2 separate regions of the Homo sapiens genome follow, and region 1 is linked to region 2. Evidence: chromatin contacts called from ENCODE Hi-C data. All regions are on one chromosome and are shown on one strand. The core of a region is the stretch at or near the end of the contact, and the rest is flanking DNA. Distances in the headings are between cores, read along the strand shown.

Region 1 (7,252 bases), core at 1,468-3,967, 64 kb before region 2:
TTCCCCTTCCTCCCACCCCCACTGAAAATGTCAGTTTTACTTCTCAGTAGCTCTCAATTCCGACCGTTTCACCGTATTTCAGCCCAGGACATGATCACATCTTGCCTGTATTACCAAAGTCACCTCCTTTTGATCACTGTAGATGCACTCAGACTCTAATCTTTTCTGCGGCCCAGATCCTCATTTTTCCAAAGCCCAGATCTGCAAAGACCTGCCTGCCTACCCCACCCCTGCTCACCACACATAGCTGGCCTTTAAATGGCTTCCTGGCACTTGTAGGAGAATGACTGGATTCCTTAAGGTGGGCTACAAGGCCTGCATGGGCTGGTCCATGCTCGTGTCTCTAATTGCAAACCTGCTGTACCTTCCCCACTTCCCCCATTCTCTGTGCACCAGCCACAGCAATTGCCTTTTAGACCTGTTTACTTGTCATGCTTCTCTCTCTACTGGGACTTTGTACATTCTGCTCTGCCTGAAACACTCTTCCTCCTTTCTTTGCTCATTAACTCCTTCTCATCCTTTGGACTACATGTACGCATTTCTCACTCAGGGAAACCTTCAGATGCCCCTCCAGGTCAAATCCCCCTGTTATAGTTTCTTTGGCCTTATTTGTTTCTCCTTTGTAGCACCATTAGGAATGATTTTACGTTTTACTCTTTATTTGAGGACTCTCTCTCTCTCTTACTGGACTGTATGCTCATTGGAGGCAGGAACTGTTTCTGTTTTCTTACCTTCATTTATCCCAAGAGAAAAGTAGTGTCTAGTACAAAATAGGAACTCAAGAATATTTGTTGCAGATTATAAATGAATGGATGAATGGCCTCTTGAAGTATCCATTTTTATACCAGTTAGAATAAGGCACTGTACCAATTTCAAAATGTTGGAGGTTCAGCAAGGAAGAAAACCACCAGATAGGGAGGAAAGGATCTTCCTTTTGTAGAATTCAGAGAAAAGTGGGGCAGATGTGTCCCTCCAGAGGTAACTAATCGCCCTCATCACATGCTGGGGCCATTTTCTTCTCCAGCTGTTCCCAAGGGTCAGCTCTGCCGGCTGTCCTTCTGCTATGCCTGAAGGCTTCCATCAGCCTGCCTGAGGGCTGTTCTCATTCCTAGGTGGGAAAACATACCTTTGATGCCTAGAAATTAAAAGAGTAATTTAGAGACTTAGGGCATGAGTTTCATTACAGTTCTCCGTCCCTGAGCTTGCTCTGTGGACAAACATTCTGTGCATATTAGGAAAGTATAATAGTTTTGGTCTTGGGCTAAGGATTCAGATTTTCTGAGCAATGTAGCTCAGGCACCTTTATGATCTTGGGAGGAATACTTAAAATTTCTTTTTTTTTTCTTTTTTGTTTGAGACGGAGTCTTGCTCTGTCGCCAGGCTGTAGTGCAGTGGCGCGATCTCAGCTCACTGCAACCTCCGCCTCCCAGGTTCAAGCGATTCTCCTGCCTCAGCCTCCCAAGTAGCTGGGACTACAGGTGTGCACCACCACGTCCAGCTAATTTTTGTATTTTTAGTAGAGACGGGGTTTTACCATGTTGGCCAGGATGGTCTCGATCTCTTGACCTCATGATCCGCCCACCTTGGCCTCCCAAAGTGCTGGGATTACAGGTGTGAACCCCTGCACCTGGCCTTAAAATTTCTAAGCCTCAGTTTCCTTATCTATAAAATGGGGATTAAAACAATATCTAGTGCCTGGGATATTGTTATGGGATACTTTGTACCAACATTATTCTATAAAAATATAATGCAAACCACCTATGTAGTTTACGTTTTCCATAGCTATCTTTAAAAAGTGAAATGAAATTAATTTAAATATTTGACCCAGTATATCCAAAATGTTATCACGTCAAGATGTAATCGATAATAAATATTAATGAGATATTTTACATTCCTTTTATTCATATTAAGTTTTCAAAATTCAGCCTGCACTTTACACTTACCAGTGCAGCTCAGTTTGAAACAGTAGTCATGTGCCATATAATGATGTTTCAGTTAACAGCCAACTGCATATACAATGGTGGTCCCATAAGATTATTATATTGTGTTTTTACTATGCCTTTTCTATGTTTAGATACGTTTGGATGCCAGATACTTACCATTGTATTACAGTTGCCTACAGTATTCAGTACAGTGACATGCAGTATAGGTTTGTAGCCTAGGAGCAATAGGCTATACCATATAGCCTAGGTGCGTCATAGGCTGTACCATCTAGGCTTGTGTAAGTACACTATGATGTTTGCATGACTACACATTTCTCAGAACGTATTCCCTTTATTAAGCAACACGTGGCTGTAGTTTAGCCATACTTAGCATTCAACAAATGCCGGCAAAATTATTGTTATTTATTTTAAAACATCAAAATTTGGGTTGACAAACATTTGTACTGTACATTTGCATATATTGCCATGTGGGAAGATGCCTCAGATAAGATGCCTCAGATATATTTTTTTCCATTTCAAAAGAGTAAAGGGTTGACTTTAAGACTTCTCAGCTATTTCCTGCAAGTGGGCCTCCCTGGGTTTCAGAATGAGGTCAGTTTCGTGGTTTATGGTTGTCTTTTCTTTGGGAGGTGGGAAGGGGAAACTGAATGTGCCTCAAGTATTGCATGCCTGTCTCTGTTTTTTGGCTCTTCTCTGTTTAATTATTGGGAACTGGAACAACTTGATTTTAAAACAAAACATATGGTCTGAGAATAATTGGGAGGACATTTGCTAGTGATGTAGCACTGAAGGTATGTATCAAGTTGAGGCCCAGGCTTGCACCACTTGCTTGCTTAGGTATTGAGTGTTTCCCTTAACTTCAAATTGTGTTCTTTCCCAGTTCTTAAACCCTTGTTTGGAAAGTCACAGTCAAAGCAGGAAATATGGGAGCAAGATTATAAAGGAAATTGTCTGTGAGTCTTCTTTAAATCCCTACTTTTTTTCTCTCTCCTCTTTATGGAAAACCATTGGTTTCCAAGCTATTTATATGGCTCGTGAATGAAAAAAGTTGTCTCAAAGTGCCAAGAGGAGAGACGAAAACTTTATTTAAAAAGGAGAATGTGGACCCACCATTGAATTTCTCTGTTCTTTTGCTTAACTCCATTGTGGACACCAAAGTGGGGAATTTCTGTTCCACAGCCAGTTCTTATGTGAAGGCAAGGTTTTTATCTCTCTTTACCTTTTCCACACCCCTTTGCTTGCTGGGGGAGGAATATATGATATGCTGATCATGTACCATGTAATTCCAGCCTGAATGCCTCAACTTTTTATATCATGGGAGCAAAGGGGAATTTATCAGGACTGCTAAGAACATGTATTTCTCTTGTTCAAGTCTCTGCTCCTCTGCTTAGAAGCTATGTGCCTCTGAGCAAGTTATTTAAACTCTCTAAACCTCATTTTCCTCTTTCCTAAAAAGGGGATAATAAGAGCGCCTATTTCAGAGTAAAATTGTTGTGAAGCTTTAAAGAGACATTGCACACAAAGCACTAAGCATGATGCCTGGAAAGTAATAAAAACAAATCTTAGCGATCAAGCAGAGGCCTTCGGCAGGAACATGTCCACACCATCAGCAGCAGGAGGGACAGTGAATACTGCGTCAGGGAAAATAACCAAACATTTGTCCATGAGGAGCTTCAGCATTGGAAAGTCAGCCATTTCACTGGGTTGTGTTTGATGTCAATGGGTTGAAGTCAAAGCCTTAACTCTGTGCTTCTGTGCTTCCTAGGTCTCATGGGAGCCTGTACACTCACTTGTCAGTGGTCGTTCTCTTTTGCCCAGCACCTATAAATATGAGAGTAACATGCTGAATTGTTTTACTTTTGTGCTACAGAGTCCTAAGTACCTTTGAGTCTTTTGGAGATTCACTTGTTTTGGATCTGAAATGTAAAATGAAATAGCTCTCTGACCAGGGCTGAGCACGGTTTTTCAGTTGGGATAGTAAAACGAGAAATCTTTCTGAACACTTTCCAAGGAGTCCCCTATAAGAGCAAGGGGTAGGAAGAAAGGGGTCTTCAGTTCTTGCCAAATCAAGGACATGATTTTCTGTATAGGGCTCAGAATGTATTGTGTGTTGTCTTGCTTCAATGTCAGATGAGTGTCGAGAGCTTCGGGAAGGTCTGCTTTTTAAAAACACCACTATGTTTTCGGAGCAGCTAATTGTCTTTTGTCAGTCCCCTTTTCTTTCTGCTCCTGCCATCTGTCCAAGTCCCGTTTGGATTTATTAGTGATTGCTTACAAAGTATCAGGAACTCCCTGCTGAGAACAGTGAAGCCCTTGCCCAGTGGGCAGGTCTCGGATTTCCCTGGAACTGTAAAAAATAACCACTCTCACTCATTTTTTTCTCTGCATACCCCTCTCAGTGGACCACTTTCCTCACATTAACTTAATCAAGATGTTAGTAAAATAAACGGTGTGCTGCCATCACACTGAAACTTCTTGTCTCTTTTCAGTGTTTGGAAAGGAAATTGAGAGTTGCTATTGATAATAAAGATGAAGCATATCTTTACTCATGGCCAATTACACACAGTCCTGATCATTGGATTTTTAGTGGGTGGACAGCTCTGTACAATGTGTCATCAAGTCTGTGTCGCCCCAGTTACAAAACACTCCATTGTTTTCTATATCAAGGGGGAAAAAATTATGAGATACCATGGATTTTAAGATACATCCCAATTTCAGATGTGTTCAAATGTGGGGAAAATATATGTATCTTATAGCAGATGGAATACAGTGAGAATTAATTAAAATGGAAAGCCCTAGTCCGGGAGTGGTGGCTCACACCTATAATCTCAGCATTTTGAGAGGCCGAGGCGGGAGGATTGCTTGAGCCCAGTAGTGTGAGACTAGCCTGGGCAATATAGTGAGGCCTTGTCTCTACAAATAATTGAAAAATTAGCCAGGCATGGTGGCATGCGCCTATGGTCCCAGCTACTTGGAAGGCTGAGGCAGGAGGCTCGGTTAAGCCTGGGTAGTTGAGGCTGCAGTGAACTGTGATTGAGCCACTGCACTCCAGCCTGTGTGAGAGAGTAAAACCCCATCTCAAAAAAAAAAAAAAAAAAAAGAAAAACAGTAAAATGGAAAGCCCTCCTGGTTATCACCTGTTCCTCTCCTGGCATTCCCCCAGTCCTCAACACAGCTAATTGACAGAACGGTGAGATTTGTGGGTATGTATGAGATGTGCCTCTGCCTTAGGGCTGAATGCGTAACTCAGTCCCATGTGTTGTATACTCTGTGTATGCATGAAGTTGTGGAACTGAGTCAAAACCAAGAAGGGTGGTGGGAGGTCCTCTGAACTAAAATTTACACAATCGAAGTTTCTGAAAACAGAACTTAGGAATTTTCTTTGGGTTACATTGATAAGATTCTTGTTACCTTTGGAAGGCATGATCAAAGAGGGACATCCAAGGCTCTACATGCCCCTCGCTGACCTGGCCCATTTGTAATGGCTCAATACTGAAGAGAAGATCCCAGTTCCTCTAAGTTAATGCCTCTGCTTATCCATTTTCTAGTGACCACAGGCCTCAGATCCATGGGGAATCCGTTTCCTCCCCTACCCTAAAAGGCAGCATATTAAATGTTATTGATAATTTCAGTGTACTCAGGATTCTACCTAATTATTACTCTTCATAATCTGAATGACTTCTAACCAACTGTGTGTCTCCAGCCCTTCTTAATGCTGTAAAAATTTTAAGTAGGGGGATTATGGTATTTATTTTCCTGGTAAAGATAAGTGCTCACACTTTAGGAAAAGCTATTTCCCAGCCAGGTAAAGTGACAAAAGAATTGATTGAAAAGTTTCTTCTTTATATTAGCGGCATTTTCCCTTATATTTACACTGCTTTCTTTCTTTTTCAGTTTTTGGGAATAACATTTCTTGGAATTGGACTGTGGGCATGGAATGAAAAAGTAAGTTGAATATCATGACAATGCACACATCGTGGTTGTTAGAGGCTGCACATCATATTATGTATTATCCCCCTTTCTCTTTGACAACCACAGAGTATAAACATGGCTCTTTAACAAGAAAAAGTGTTGGTGGAAGATTAATGTCATACTCTCAAAGACACTTTAGGAATTGTGCCTAAATTGATGACTGCATCAAAATAATTACTGAAGTAACAATACACGTGCTCAACAGAGAATATACCTTGGAATTTGATCAGTTAGCCAAAGATCGATGTTCCTATGGGATATTTTCTCACTCAGGCACAAGAATTCCAGTAATGATTATAAATATCACTAAACCACCTGTAGCCTTTTTTTCTCTTCTGCTTTTTTTCTTCAACTCTTTGGAAGATAACTCAAGATAAAAACGATTTTTTTTAGTGTGTTATGTGGTAAACAACTATTAGCATGTGGATTGAAGGAAGTGGGATATAACTTCATGTTTGAGTATCAAATACACTCATCATTAATGTAAATAATGGGAATGTTTGGCTGCTGGTGGCAAGTATTAAGAAATATTCAGTTTATGATCAAATACAGTATAATAAAAGGAAAATCTGGAAATACAGAGTAATCTATGTGACAGTGAAGATACAATGTTCTGGGCAGTTTCTGCTCTAAGCAACGCACTCATGCAGACACCCCCTGTGTCCACACCTCTCCTTCCCATCGCACCTTCTAATTTTTCTCTACAGCTCCCCCTACTGAGGCCACCAGTGGAATTCAACAGTGAATATAAACACCCGCCCCCTCCTCCCAGCTTTTTTCCTTCCTTCTTTGCAAGTGAAATCACCTGCAGCATTTCATCTATCCTTGTATCTGGCTATACACAAAAGCTTTATTATCTCCCACGTAAGGACAAGGGGATGTATAGAATGGTTAAAAGCTGCCATAAACTAAAATCTAGCTTAAAATTTCCCAGAAGACCATTCTTTGATCCCGTAGGTGTTTCACCCTCTAGCCTGACCCTGGCCTGAAGCTGAGAGTTCCTTTGAAGTGGTAAATGCATTAAGAAAGGAGAGAAAAACTGGGAAGGTCCAGTCAACAAAAGCCCCTCAGAGGCCAGTAGGCATTTCCACAACTAAAACAATGTTCAGACAGACCATATAAAACAAAACTCAAAGCAAATCCTGAGTTTTGCAAATGAACCATCCTGTATTTATTTACAAAATTCTTCTACAGAATGTAAAATGTTTTATGGAAAACAAACTACTTTTTAGCAACAAGAGTAACTGAGGCTACCTGGAGTTTTGAGGCAGGGCAGTGATTATGTATGAGGGGAGACAAATTAAGTTCCCAAAACAGAGATAATTTCATCTCTAGAA
Region 2 (7,047 bases), core at 4,260-6,759:
AAAGGGCATCCAAATTGGTAAAGAGGAAGCCACACTGTTGCTGTTTGCTGGTGACATGATCATATGGAGAGAAAAGCCTTTTCAAGATAGGAGGAAGTCATGCCAGCACATGGAAGGGCTATGAGGTACACATGGGCACTTGGAAAGCTAAGGAGAAAGGCTATGAGCTAACCAAGCACACGACCATCCCCTCTGCCTTCTCTAAGAGCTCAAAGTCTCAGACTATCAGCAAAAGACTTTGGATGTCTGAGAGAACATGCTTTTCATAAGGATGATGGGGGTAGGGGATGGTTGTGTCCGGGGCTATGCCCCATATGCTGGGCATGAGGGTATCCTGATGATTAATCCAGAGGATGTGTCAGGCAGGATTCCAGAAAGTTTAGGGGAGCAGAAAAATCTCTGAACCATCCTGGGATATAATGTCTCCTTTACAGCAACATCTGGGAGCTGGGTGGCTCAGGATATCTGATCTCTTTAAGTATGGTGCTTTACTTGGCAAGTGATTATTAGTCTCTGAGTCAGAACTCAGTGGCCTCAAAAAGGATGGACGTTGAACAAAAATCCTGGGGTATCAATTCAGGAAATGGCTACCTACTTGACCAAACAAGGTGAGGACTCTTGTTGGCCAGGCCACACTCTGAGGACTTTAAGCAAAGTATCATTTCATTGCCCTTGGTTCTAGCTGGCGTTTTTCTACTCTGGCTGCAGATCAGAATCACCTTTGGAGCTTTAAAAAAATTCAGATACCCAGGCCCCAGTTCCAGGGATTTGATTCCCTAAGTGTTGGGAAAAGCACACTTTTTTTTTTTTTTAGACAGGGTCTTGCTCTGTCACCCAGTCTGGAGTACAGTGGCATGACCACGGCTCACTGCAACCTCTGCCTTTCAGGCTCAAACAATCCTCCCACCTCAACCTTTCATATAGCTGCGACTACAGGCACACACCACCATGTCTGACTAATTTAAGCAAACTTTTTAAAAAAATGGATCTATTGTTGGTGTTTCCTGGGGACCCTGAGGCAACACAATGATGTGTGAGTTTAGGAAGTGCCAAAGGGAGCACTGAGGCCTGCGGGGCTCAGTTTGTTTATGGAGCAACCCCTGTACTCATGGCTCAGCTGGAATAAGAACGTGTCCACTTGCCTATCTCCTCCTCAAGATCCTCTAGGCATCTCCAACCAAATGTGTCAAAGCCAACTCATTTTACAGGAACCCACTTTCCTTTCTGTGTTCCTCCTTTTAGTTAACATCACCACCATCTTCTGCCCAGTCACCCAACTCAGATACTTCAGAATGATCTTCTTTTCCAATCTCTAGCTCCATAAAAGTATCCCAGACCCTTCCTCTCTAAAAATCCTAGTTTAGGCATCAACAATTGTGAAGTGTTTGAGATTTTACCCTCCTTGCAAGCTAACAAGTTAGCCTGCCACAGGTACATAGATGCTGAGAGAAGGCCTGAGACTCCTGGGTCAGACTGAAAGGACTTTATTATGCATGCACCCCTGGTAAAATGAATCTCATGTTTGCAGTAGTTTCTCTTGCTTCCCAAGTCCGACAGGGAACAGTGGCCCAGATGGATACTTCACACACAGCAGGTTTATGCCCCAGCGAAGGAACTGAGTTTAGGAAACCCCAGTCTCATAAAGGGGCCTGCAAGTGATCCTGACCAAACTTTGCCCCCGAGGGAGACCTTATCTTGATTTCTGTACAGTAAAAATAAATCTGCCTGTCCCAGGGAGACACTGTCTCTATCTTACAAGGCTATTTGGCATATAAAGATCCTTGAAAAGGTAGTTAAAAAGAAAAAGCTGAAGCTGTCTTTCACAGAGGTATGGAAATACAAGATACCCATCGAGAATTGTCTCTCAACATCAGGAATTCATCACAATTACCTATTAATTTCCTTTCTGCTAGCCTGCCCCACCCCCATTAGCAATAATTCTGATTCTAGAACAAAACATAAAGCAAATATACCCATCTTTTATGTAGAAACCTTGGTTTTTCCGTTATATAATACAAAGTTAAAATGGCTAATGTCTACTCCCTGCTCCTGCCATCTCTTCTGCTCTATTTTCCTAGCCTTTTCTTTTGCTCCCACCCTTCCTTCCTATGTACCCTCTGCCCCAAGATGCCCAGAGCACCCAGAGTCACCTCTACAGAACCCCATAACTCTGTTCATGCCTTGGTTAAAGCCCTTACTTGTTTGCTCAATAATCAGGTTCATGTTTATCTTCTTCCAACACAGTGCCTGACATAGTAAGTGTTTAGTAAATCTTTGGGTAGTGAGGAAGGCTGTTGAGTTAGAGAGTCAGGCTTTTTGGTGTATTTTTGAACTTTGAGGGTTAAAACTGGTAGCCCCAGTTGTTTAAATCCTTTGGATTCTGTTGTCATGAGGTCTGTGGCCATGGCCTTTAAGCAGAACAAATTGTCCTAGGGGAGATTTTGATACATTAACGACTAGCTTCATGAATCAAGATTTCATTCCATTTGAAATAATGGAAAACCCTGCCTGAGGGATTTCAACGTCAGGTGTGTGTCTCCTGCCATCAGCATGAGGGTTCTCAGCATAGGGCCGCTACTCCAGCTTATTGATGCTCCTGTGGACCCAGGCTCTTTGTACCTTTCTGTTCCACTGTCCTTAAGGTACAGGCCTTCATCCTCAGGTTTCTACCTAATCGTTGCTGAAGGGCTGCATATTTGAGGCAAGAAGGAGGGGAAAAAAAGGAAAAGGTGAAGGGACAAAACAGCATTTGCCCAGCAGGTCTTTTCCTTTCTATTTACTAAAGGATGCCATATCTGGGGATTTCTATGGAACTGTAGCACTAGCTTGGAAAGCTGGAAAATGGGACTATTTGAAGCTTGACGTACTAGTCTCTGAACAAAATCGGGGTTCTGTTAATAAGGAGAGCTGGATATTGAAGAAATAATTCATATTTGCCACAAAGACATTTTTTGAACACTTATTGATACTATATTCTTTTTTCAAATATGGTAGGGATGTAAGAGTTCTGGCATGTTTTTGGCTATGGGTTGGCCATCCAGAGCAAACGCAAGGTTTGGCAACTATTCCTCTGCCATTGCCATGCTCTAGCTCCCGGTCTATGTAACCCTTGTTAGCTTAAGGCAAGGAGAATTATCTGGTCTTTCTTTGAGCCCACTGGGGCTTACTCACTCTGGGGTATATAGGGAACATGCTGTTCTTCGGTACATGCTGTCGTTGAAACATTTAGGAGCAGAATGTTTCTTTTCACTGGAATCTTGGCTGGAATGGAGCAGAACTTCTAATTATATGAGTCCTTTAAAATGAGGAGGCTCATTTCTGTGGGGTTGGCTATAAAGAGGAAATTGTGGTTGATCAGGTTAGCCTGGGAGGTTGGCAGGTAGAGTCTGTGTTAGGAATTCTCCAAAGGGAGGCCTCCAAAAGCAGAGCGCAATAAGCCTGGGTGAGCAGGCTTCCATATTATATAAGATCCCCTGACTCATGGGATAAAGATGATGATGAAGATGTCTTTGGCCTGAGGAGAAGGGCTATATTCCTGATCCAGCTAAGGGACTTTCTAAATCCCTGCAGTCCCACAAGCTGCTGCCAGCCCTGTGAGAGGAGAGGGAACAGGAGGGCCAGCACCAGCTCCCTCCTATCAGCAGGATGTGGTGAGTGCAGGCTTGGGCATGGCTTGCAGCTGTTTTCATGTTCCTGCCACTTGTCAGACTGCAGCTGTCACTGACTCTCAGGATGGCAAGTCTTCTCTGGGGGACTAAAGGCAGTGCAAGTTTGCACAGGTCATATAAATGACCTTGGGTCAAATATTTGGATCTTCCTTAAACATGGCCTTTCCCATAGTGCTGTTCTCTGTCCCTAAAAATCCATTTCCCTTTCTCCTGCTCTGGAAGCAGACAGCCTCCATCCACAGGGTCACAGATGCATAGGCTTCCAGGGGCTATGCAGTTTAGGTGAATGGCCAGGTGGGGATCTAATCCAGTAGAGAGACATATCCTGTCCAAAGGGGGCCCCACCCACATGCTCTTCTCCTGAAATGTAGAGTCCCTGGTTTCCAGATCTCCTCATTTTAAAAGAAAAGCCAGAGAAATGGATTTTTATGCAAAATCACTTACATTTTAAATGTTTAAAGCTATTCATTTTTTCTCCTTTTCTTCTTCCTTTTTTTTTTTTTTAAAAAATACCAGGCCGGACGCGGTGACTCACGCCTGTAATCCCAGCACTTTGGGAGGCTGAGGCGGGCGGATCACAAGGTCAGGAGATTGAGACCATCCTGGCTAACACGGTGAAACCATGTCTCTACTAAAAATACAAAAAATTAGCTGGGCGTGGTGGCGGGCACCTGTAGTCCCAGCTACTCAGGAGGCTGAGGCAGGAGAATGGCGTGAACCCGGGAAGCAGAGCTTGCAGCAAGCTGAGATGGCACCACTGCACTCCAGCCTGGGTGACAGAACAAGACTCCATCTCAAAACAAAACAAAACAAAAAACAACAACCATGTGGCCCAAACAACATGTGTGAGGGCCCCTAGTTTGTTTGCCATCCCTAGTCTATAGAGGAAGAAACAGATTGGCCAGGTGATAGAATCATGAAGAGCATGAAGAGTGTTTAATGATGACTCTTGTGGAAGAAGAGGCCCTCCACTCCTTCCCTCCCCTCTCCATGTGAGTGGTGCCTGGAGAGTGTTGATCAGCTTGGAAGAAATCAGAGTGGTGGTTCACAGGTTTGTTTAGAGGCGCAAATATGTTGCTAGCAGTTGATGGCAGTGCTAAGAGGTGATTAGACTCCAATCAGCTAAACATCAGTTCCATAGGTACTTGTAGGTATGCTCTATACCTCTTCTGATACACTCTGAACGCACTCTGATACATTTGGTAATGGGGCGGTGGTAGATGTTGCGTGGGTGTAAGTGATGTAACGCTTGGATGCCCAGGAGGAGGTGCTGTTGTGGGTTCCCTCGGGAGAGTGGGGAGGGCTTGGTTGGAGCAGAGTGTTCAAGAGGTGATGAAAAGTAAGGGTGTATCAGGAAGGGTTGCACAGAGGCTGGGCAGGGCAGCTCTGCCTCACTGAGAAATTTGATCAGGATCTCTGAGGAAGAAAGGATTGGGGCTTTGATTTAAGAATTAGGGGCAGAAAATAGAGGGACTGGCAAGTCAGATAGTTTTTAATTGAGGAACTACCCTAGCATCTGAAAACACACACAACCTAGCATTTGGGGTTTGTTTTTTAAAAGTCAGAATATATCTTGAATGTCTAGATGCAGGAAAAGGTTAAGATTCTGGTACAGCCATATAATTAAAGAACATGGGGGTATGGTGGCTCATGCCTATAATTCCAGCACTTTGGGAGGATCGCTTGAGTCTGGAAATTCAAGGCTAGCCTGGGCAACAAAGCAAGACTTCATCTCTGCAACATTTAAAAAAAAAAATAGCCGGGCATAGTAGTGATGCCTGTGGTCCCAGCTACTAGGGAAGCTGAGGTGTATCAGTTGAGCCCAGCAGGTTGCGGCTGTGGTGAGTCAAGATTGCGCCACTGCACTCCAGCCTGTGCAAGACCTCATCTCAAAACCACAAAGAACACAACAAAGAACAAAAAATAGGCAGCCATTAAAAAAGAGGTTTATAAAAACTTGAGTTGTTAGTAACATGAGAAATTCTTAAGTGGGGGGAAAAAAGGATATAGCTACACATGGCACAATGCTTCAACCATGTAAATACACCCTGGGCAACTGCTGTGGGCAAGCATGCCAGAAGGTCATTCTGAAACTTTGCATCAGACATTAGGCACAGGTATAACAAAGCATGCTTTCTATGAACTAACTGTCAGATCATATTATAACACAAATGCGAGGCCGTTCTCTCATTAACAGGAAATGAATTTTTGTCAGATGGTTTTCTCAGGTCAGTGAACATCTTGTTCTCACTTGTTGTGGCTTAGGGGAAGTCACTGTGTTTCACAATCACGATAGGGTAACAAGAGGACAAGAAATAGGCGAGTGGGAAGCAAAGGAATTAATAGTTATTACTTTGGGATATGATGAATCTACATGGACACTCTGCTGTGTTACTTCCTCTAACTTCTGCTGGGTACTAGGGGATGAGGCTGTGTGGGTGAAAAGAGCAGAATATGATTCATTAACACCTCTTCTACTTTTCTTACCTACACAAAAAAGGAAGTCATGGTAGGAGAAGCATGGTAGAGAGTGGGTTGCATTCTGGAAACTTGAGAAAAGGGAGGGTGGGGCAACGGAACTGTCTACCTACCGATAGTTGGCTTTAGCCGAAATTAGGAACTATTTTGGGTTCCTCCAAAGATGGGTCTGAAGTCAAAGCTCCTCTGGTTAATATTTCCTCACATCATCTTAGAATTGGATTCAATCATCCCTTCCTTCCTAAGTTCTAAGTGTTTTAGGTATCTGTCTGACATGCCTATGCTAGACATCAAGGAACTAAGCACCAAGATGCTGAGCAGAACCTCCCTGAAGGGAGGTCAAGGTCAGAGGTGCTGACCTTCTCTGGTCCTCCTGCTAGTGGACCAGAGAAGACCACCAGACCAAGAGAGCAAAGGTCAGAAGAACCGCAGGCAGCAGTACCTACCTGGCTTGTTTTGTTTGATAATTTGGTTCCAATATATAAAAATGAATTGTCATCATATTAAGTTCCTGTCTAGTGTTATAAATAGGAGACAGATGTGTATTGTCCATTTTCAAAGTGTTAGGGAGAATCTCTGTGGCTACAGCTAAAAAGCTCAATTTCATTAAAAATTTTATTTTTATTTTGGGACAGACTCTCACTCTGTCATCCAGGTTGGAGTGCAGTGGCACGATCTCGGCTCACTGCAACCTCTGCTTTCCAGGTTCAAGGGATTCTCCTGTCCCAGCCTCCTAAGTAGCTGGGATTACAGGTGTGCACCCTGATGCCTGGTTAATTTTTGTATTTTTAGTGGAGACAGGGTTTCACCATGTTGACCAGGCTGGTCTTGAACTCCTGACCTCAAGTGACCTACACGCCTCAGCCTCCCAAAGTGTTGGGATTACAGGTGTGAGCCATTT

The links. Hi-C counts contacts between places; a loop is a spot of excess contacts on that map. Pooled maps may share reads with other maps.
Region 1: a loop to region 2 is called in a pooled map, with 4 times the contacts of the local background. The contact joins two enhancer-like sites. A Hi-C loop is called at or near these places in 3 of 37 single-sample maps with no recorded cell type and 9 of 50 pooled maps.

What each region holds. Positions count from the first base shown.
Region 1 is chr4:98,506,314-98,513,565 of GRCh38, reverse strand. TSPAN5 (tetraspanin 5) reads left to right here. Exons shown (of 8, transcript NM_005723.4): 2 at 5,838-5,888. Among named protein-coding and RNA genes, the nearest start is that of TSPAN5, 150 kb to the left of the region's middle. Within about 2 kb of position 2,717, at least 4 of the 41 ENCODE cell types and tissues checked have a DNase peak (open chromatin) inside an H3K27ac peak, as active enhancers do.
Region 2 is chr4:98,445,738-98,452,784 of GRCh38, reverse strand. No RefSeq gene overlaps it. Among named protein-coding and RNA genes, the nearest start is that of RAP1GDS1, 190 kb to the right of the region's middle. Within about 2 kb of position 5,509, at least 12 of the 41 ENCODE cell types and tissues checked have a DNase peak (open chromatin) inside an H3K27ac peak, as active enhancers do.